2 separate regions of the Homo sapiens genome follow, and region 2 is linked to region 1. Evidence: read pairs that join two places in POLR2A ChIA-PET (ENCODE). Cell type or tissue: MCF 10A. All regions are shown on one strand. Each heading gives the region's core, and the rest is flanking DNA. Links, peaks and the distances in the headings are about the cores only. Region 1 overlaps NEDD4L (NEDD4 like E3 ubiquitin protein ligase). Region 2 holds the start of MIR122HG (MIR122 host gene).

What was found. ChIA-PET counts read pairs that join two places held together with the same protein. Peaks named below come from ENCODE experiments on the same cell type or tissue, not always from the same donor. Only the 100,000 strongest peaks of a DNase experiment are listed, where the experiment ranks them.
Region 2: POLR2A ChIA-PET joins it to region 1 with 6 read pairs; 3 of 35 experiments call an interaction of 5 or more read pairs at or near these places.

Annotation. Positions count from the first base shown.
Region 1 is chr18:58,361,046-58,363,959 of GRCh38, forward strand. All of the region lies in intron 19 of NEDD4L (NEDD4 like E3 ubiquitin protein ligase), which reads left to right. Among named protein-coding and RNA genes, the nearest start is that of MIR122HG, 84 kb to the right of the region's middle. In MCF 10A, for the core only: no CTCF peak of the experiment used is centred there; a DNase peak (open chromatin) is centred at 1,286.
Region 2 is chr18:58,443,434-58,446,347 of GRCh38, forward strand. It overlaps MIR122HG (MIR122 host gene), which reads left to right and starts at 2,830. Exons shown (of 3, transcript NR_170245.1): 1 at 2,830-2,904. In MCF 10A, for the core only: no CTCF peak of the experiment used is centred there; no DNase peak of the experiment used is centred there.

The sequences.
Region 1 (2,914 bases), core at 298-2,797:
CTTGTCCCCTTTCCAGATGTTAGGTTTTAAACAATGACTGTTCTTTCTCCATCATGTAGACCAAAGGCCAAGTTCTGTGTCCCCATGGGAGATTAAAACCCAAGCCCCTATGTCTAGGTCCAGTGCCCACTGATTTCTCTAATTGTGAGTCTTTCTGCTTACCTAGTACCTAGAGTTTCTCTTCCCAAGTTTTAAAAATATCAGTTCTAAGTAGGCCTAGCGTTTCTACATATTTTTAGGGAGAGGGGACCCTTTCTGTGGCAGCTCAGTGTTCAGCATTCCTGTAAGTTAGCATGCTCTGTGTATAGCAGATATCACTAGTAATAGCATTTAGTAAGTGATGTTCACACATGCTGCTGTCATGAACACTATCTCATGTTGTGTAACACTTTCATTTTTCCAAGAACTTTATAATCAGCCGACTTGAAACTCACAGTCGTCCCCTCAGAAAGGCAGGGCAAATGTTGTTATTTCCAATTTGTCAGAAGCTCAGAAAGCTTATTCTGTTGCTGACAGTCCTTGCAAGGGTCAGAATCAGGACCGGAGCCCCAGATGCGCTGGTGTCACTGATGTCCCCGTGCCGGGCATGAGCCCTTCTGTGCAAGGAGCTCCAATGTCTCCCGGCCAGTGATGATGTGAAAACATTTAGAACCGACCTACACAATAAGGCAGATTTTCATTCTGTACCCAAAACAGGAACACAGATTTAATGCAGAGCAAAAGGGCTTTAATCAACAGATATGTTCATTTTTCACGTAGACCTATTTTACAAGCTAACTTGTAAGCCAGAAAATGACATTCGAGATTTTCAAGTGAGAACAAATGATTTGGTCCAATAATTAAAAAAAAAAAAATGTACGTGTAATCTCTTCAGAAGCTGCACTGGAAGGATGTTTGTCCTGGTACGTTGTTGGAAAGTTTTCAGGAAGAGAATGTAAAAACTTGCTCTTCTTATTCTATCATGAGAACTACCTCTGGAGAGAAAAGATAATGAATGCAAGAGGAAGACAGTGATTTTTCAGCTTTCACGCATCATTCCCCAGAAGGAGAAAGGCTTGAAATATCTCAACATTTCCGCCCACACCTCCTCAGCCCCTGCCAGGAGACAGAGCAGGCAAGGGAACGGGCATCATAGGCTGGGGGCCACATGTTGAAATCTGCTCCTTGGGGAATTTGTCATTTAAGACAGTCGAACTTGCATACACAGTGATGACTGTTTAAGCTTTTTTTCCAACATTTTCAGGAGTAGGGGGAACTGTGATGTAACAGTGATGTTTGGAGAACCCTCACGAATACAGGAACAAACAAAAAATAGTTGCTGGGAATCACAGACTTTCAGAAATAGAAGAGCTGAGTCACGTTTGTTCATCCAGTCAAATTCTTCCACTTAACAGTGAAGAAACTCCTTAGTAGAGAGGATGTGATGCAGAGCCAGCTGATGAGAGTCTACCCGAGAGTGCAGGCCTTCTAACGCTGGCAGGAGAGAGTGGAAGGAAGTCACTTTTTTAGTTCCTATGGGGTCATTTTTTTCCTCATGGCACTACCACGGTTTATTCATTGATTTCCTATTGCCTGTTGCTCTCAACAGCTTGTGAGCTCCAGGAGGGAACTGGGAAAGCTACCTTTGGTTTATGTACTGTTATTTTTCTGGCACCTAAAATGCCTTGCACAGAGTAGGTGCTCAAGAAGTATCGGTTGAATGGACGAGAATGAACACCAGAAAGTGAGAAATAAACTAGAGAGGAAATCTTAGTTTGTGACGGGATGTACTGTTGGTAGAGCAGAAAACATGATCTCTTTATTGGCTTATGTCAGAACATTGTATTCTTTTTCTTATTTTGGTGGTTGTCCAGGTATTAACAAATTTATACCTTGCCTAGACTCAGAATTGCTATGTGGTTTCATCAGACTAAACACTGCCTAAAATAAATAGGATGTGAGGTCAAATCTGTTGTTCAGTGGAAAATCAAAGAAGACTGGCTTAAAAACTAAGAAAAGACCATAGGCAGTGTAAATTGTCTATAGATTGCTCCTAAGCTATATAAAGATGATGTATTTTTTGCTCTGGAATTACAGAGCAAAACACTGACGTGCTCATTTTCTGGAAGAGTGGTTGTTTGTTTTGTTTCGGGTTTTTTATATAAACATGTCTTAAAACTATAAAAGAGGGAAGTTCATGTTCTTCATTTCTTCTGTTTCTGGTCAAGATAAGTATGGTGAAAGTGTAAGGTTTGGAGTCTGGAGATACTAGACTAAGGATCAGTATATTTTATTAACTTAGGCCGAAATGATAACAGCAGAAGTATTCTCTGCTGAAATTCATACTAGTGGCTAAAAAGCAATGAGTTGTTTTCGAGGCTGTCATAGTTAATGTCTGTGTATATGCAAAACCCAATCCTTTTTGCTCATAAAAATATCGTAAGCTTTTTCAGTAGCCAAAACTCACGGCCCTGACTCTAAGATATTGTAAGCTACTTTACAAGGTAGCAAATAAAGATTATTTAAATGACTACATTAACATGTTACTCCTTTGCCTGAAGAGATATCACAACTTTTGAATGACTATAGTTAACTCAATTCCTGAGCCCTCAACTGGGGTACTATCACTCTATTTCATAGATAAAGCATTTGAGATTTAAAGAAATCCTTGCCCAAGACCACTAAATATTAAGGGACAAACCTTCTGACTTCTAAATTGAGGATTTTTTGAGAATGCCATCTGCCTGATTTTATATTCCTTGATAGGAGTGTCAGTTCACTTCCCTTTCTGCTCGTTGTATTTCCCCACAAAAATTCGTTAAACCGTAATTAGACTTTTCAAAATGCCAACGTAGGTCATTCTGGGTTGTATGTTAGAAGTATTTAGCCAATAACTCTTACCTAAACCACAGCAAAAAAGAAAAACAGAAACACC
Region 2 (2,914 bases), core at 92-2,591, 82 kb after region 1:
CCCAAGTAGCTGGGACTACAGGTACATGCCACCATGTCCAGCTAATTTTTGTAGCTTTTGTAGAGACAGGACCTTGCTATGTTGCTCAGGCTGGTCTCAAACTCCTGAGCTCAATCAATCCGCCCACCTCGGCCTACCAAAGTGCTGGGATTATAGGTGTGAGCCACTGTGCCTGGCCAAAAAATCACTTTTATAGGCAGCTGAGGTAGAGTTGTGTGATTTGCCAGAAGTTTGATAAACATTCATCGTGTCTCTGAAATTCAGAATCCTTGCAAGTACCGTGGCTAGGAATGTAAAGAAAATCATCTGAAAGCTGAACATGTGTCTTCATCCTGGTTTTCTAAATGAAGGGAAAACCATATCAGCAAAAATGCTGATGAAAGTGACCTGGAAAATGTGGGACGAGGCCTGGGGGTGGGAGGGGTTTATCCTGCCCTTTGAAAGAACGTCTTTGAAAGAACGTCTTTCTTTCAAAGGGCAGGACAACGGGGAGCCCTGAGGAATCTGTTTCACTTTAAAGGAGAAAAAACAACAGTTTTTTCTTCTTTAAAAAGGCACTCACCTTTATTTCTTAAAAAATGAAAAGTCACTTTTTTCTTTCTTTCCCAGACAGAGTCTTATTCTAGTGCCCAGGCTGAAAAAAAGCGCTGTGCACTTTTCAGAATTTCTTTTCAGAATTAGGATGGCTGAAATCAGGAGAAGCAACTTTAAAAGTGCACAGCAAGTTTGCAAAGGCAGTGCCAACACTGCAGCGCCAGAAATGTGACCATAAAAAAAAATCCCATTGACACCATATTTATCCACCGACGCTGCGGAGCACAGGGCTTTGGCGATTTCCAGAGAGCCCTCGGGATGTTTTTCTCGCCTCGGGGTGCACTGTTTGGGCTCTTCCCATAGGAACTGAAGGCCAGTCCCTCAGCCCTGTGGGAGGGCCCTGTCTTCTGTAGGGCCAAGTGTGCAGGATCTCTCAGGTAGTCATAGGCAACCTGAAGGAACTTAGTCCCCCCAGGACCCTAGGGAGCATGCCAGGAACAAACAGTGGTGCCCACTCACTGGGCCCATTTCTTGAGTTCAGCTCTTTGACAAGAAAAAAAAAGGCCATTAGTATATTTTTTCATTTTTACCTGAAAAGAAATATGACAACTAACAGGAAGTATGACACTATCAGGATGACAATACCTGCTAGTGAAATTAAGGCCACCCAGCTCCTCAGATCATCATCAACTGGAATGACCAGACCTCACTTCAGCTTGCATTTGTGTTTACTAGAGAGAGCAACGAGGAGTTTCCTTTTAAAGAATAAGAAGGCAAAATAGCAATGTGGTGTGAAATCTCATCTCTACAAAAAAGTACAAAAATTAGTCAGGTGTGGGCACCTGTATCCCAGCTACTGGGGAGACTGAGGCAGGGGGATCCCTTGAGCCCAGAAGGTCGAGGCTGCAGTGAGCTGTGATCATGTCACTGCACTCCTGCCTGGGTAACAGATTGAGACCCTGCCTCAAAAAAAAAAAAAAAAAAAAAAAAAAAGAAAAGAAAGGAAAGGAAGGAATGAAGGAATGAGAGAGAGAGAGAGAGACAGATTGAGAAAGTTGAAAGAAAGACGAAAGAAAGAAAGAAAGAAAGAAAGAAAGAAAGACGAAAGAAAGAAAGAAAGAAAGAAAGAAAGAAAGAAAGAAAGAAAGAAAGAAAGAAAAGAAAAGAAAAGAAAGGAGGGAGGGAGGGAAGGAAGGAAGGAAGGAATGGAAGGAAGCAAGGAAAAGAAAGAAAGAAAAACAAAATAACAAAATGACCTGAGAAGGAAAAGAAATAATCAGAGACATTAAAAATAATCGCCGGCGGATGGGTCTGGTGGCTCATGCCTGTAATCCCAGCACTTTGGGAGGCCAAGGCGGGAGGATCACCTGAGGTCAGGAGTTTGGGACCAGCCTAGTCAACATGGTGAAACCCCGTCTCTACTAAAAATACAAAAATTAGCCGGGCGTGGTGGCGGGCACCTGTAGTCCCAGCTACCCAGGAGGCTGAGGCAGGAGAATCGCTTGAATCCGGGAGGCGGAGGTTGCAGTGAGCCAAGATCACGCCACTGCACTCCAGCCCGGGCAACTGAGCGAGACTCCATTTCAAAAAAATAAGTAAATAAAAAATAAAAAGCAATAATAATAGCCGACAACAGAATACAGCTAGGCCGAGCAGCAGCCTCCTCTGCTGTCCGTGCGGCTCGCCTGTTGCCTGCTTCACTGCCTGACTGTGGGCTCTGTTTGTCTTGGTCCCCGTGGCATTACCAGAGCTTAGCAGATAAGGAGGAGCTTCATACATAATTGTTGGCGTGAACAAAGGAATGCATGGTTAACTACGTCAGAAATGACCAGTTCAAGAGGAGAATGAGATTGGCTTCCAAATGTTGGTCAAGAGCTCTACGTAGCATGAGCCAAGGATCTATTGAACTTAGTAGGCTCCTGTGACCGGTGACTCTTCTGTCTCTAGAAATCTGGGGAGGTGACCAGGTCATACATGGCAGTCTTCCCGTGAGGAACGTTAAACTGGTTGGAAGTTGGGGTTCTGAGGGGAAGATGTATTCACTAGGTGACCTGTCTTCTCTGCCTCGGTGGCCTCCATGGCTGCCTGCTGGCCGCACACCCCCACTCAGCAGAGGAATGGACTTTCCAATCTTGCTGAGTGTGTTTGACCAAAGGTGGTGCTGACTTAGTGGCCTAAGGTCGTGCCCTCCCTCCCCCACTGAATCGATAAATAATGCGACTTATCAGAAAGAGAAAGAATTGTTTACTTTTAAACCCTGGATCCCATAAAGGGAGAGGGGAGAGGCCTAAAGCCACAGAAGCTGTGGAAGGCGCCATCCTGCCTGCCACAGGAAGGGCCTTGGACTGAGAGGACCGGAGCTGACTGGGGGTAAGTGCGG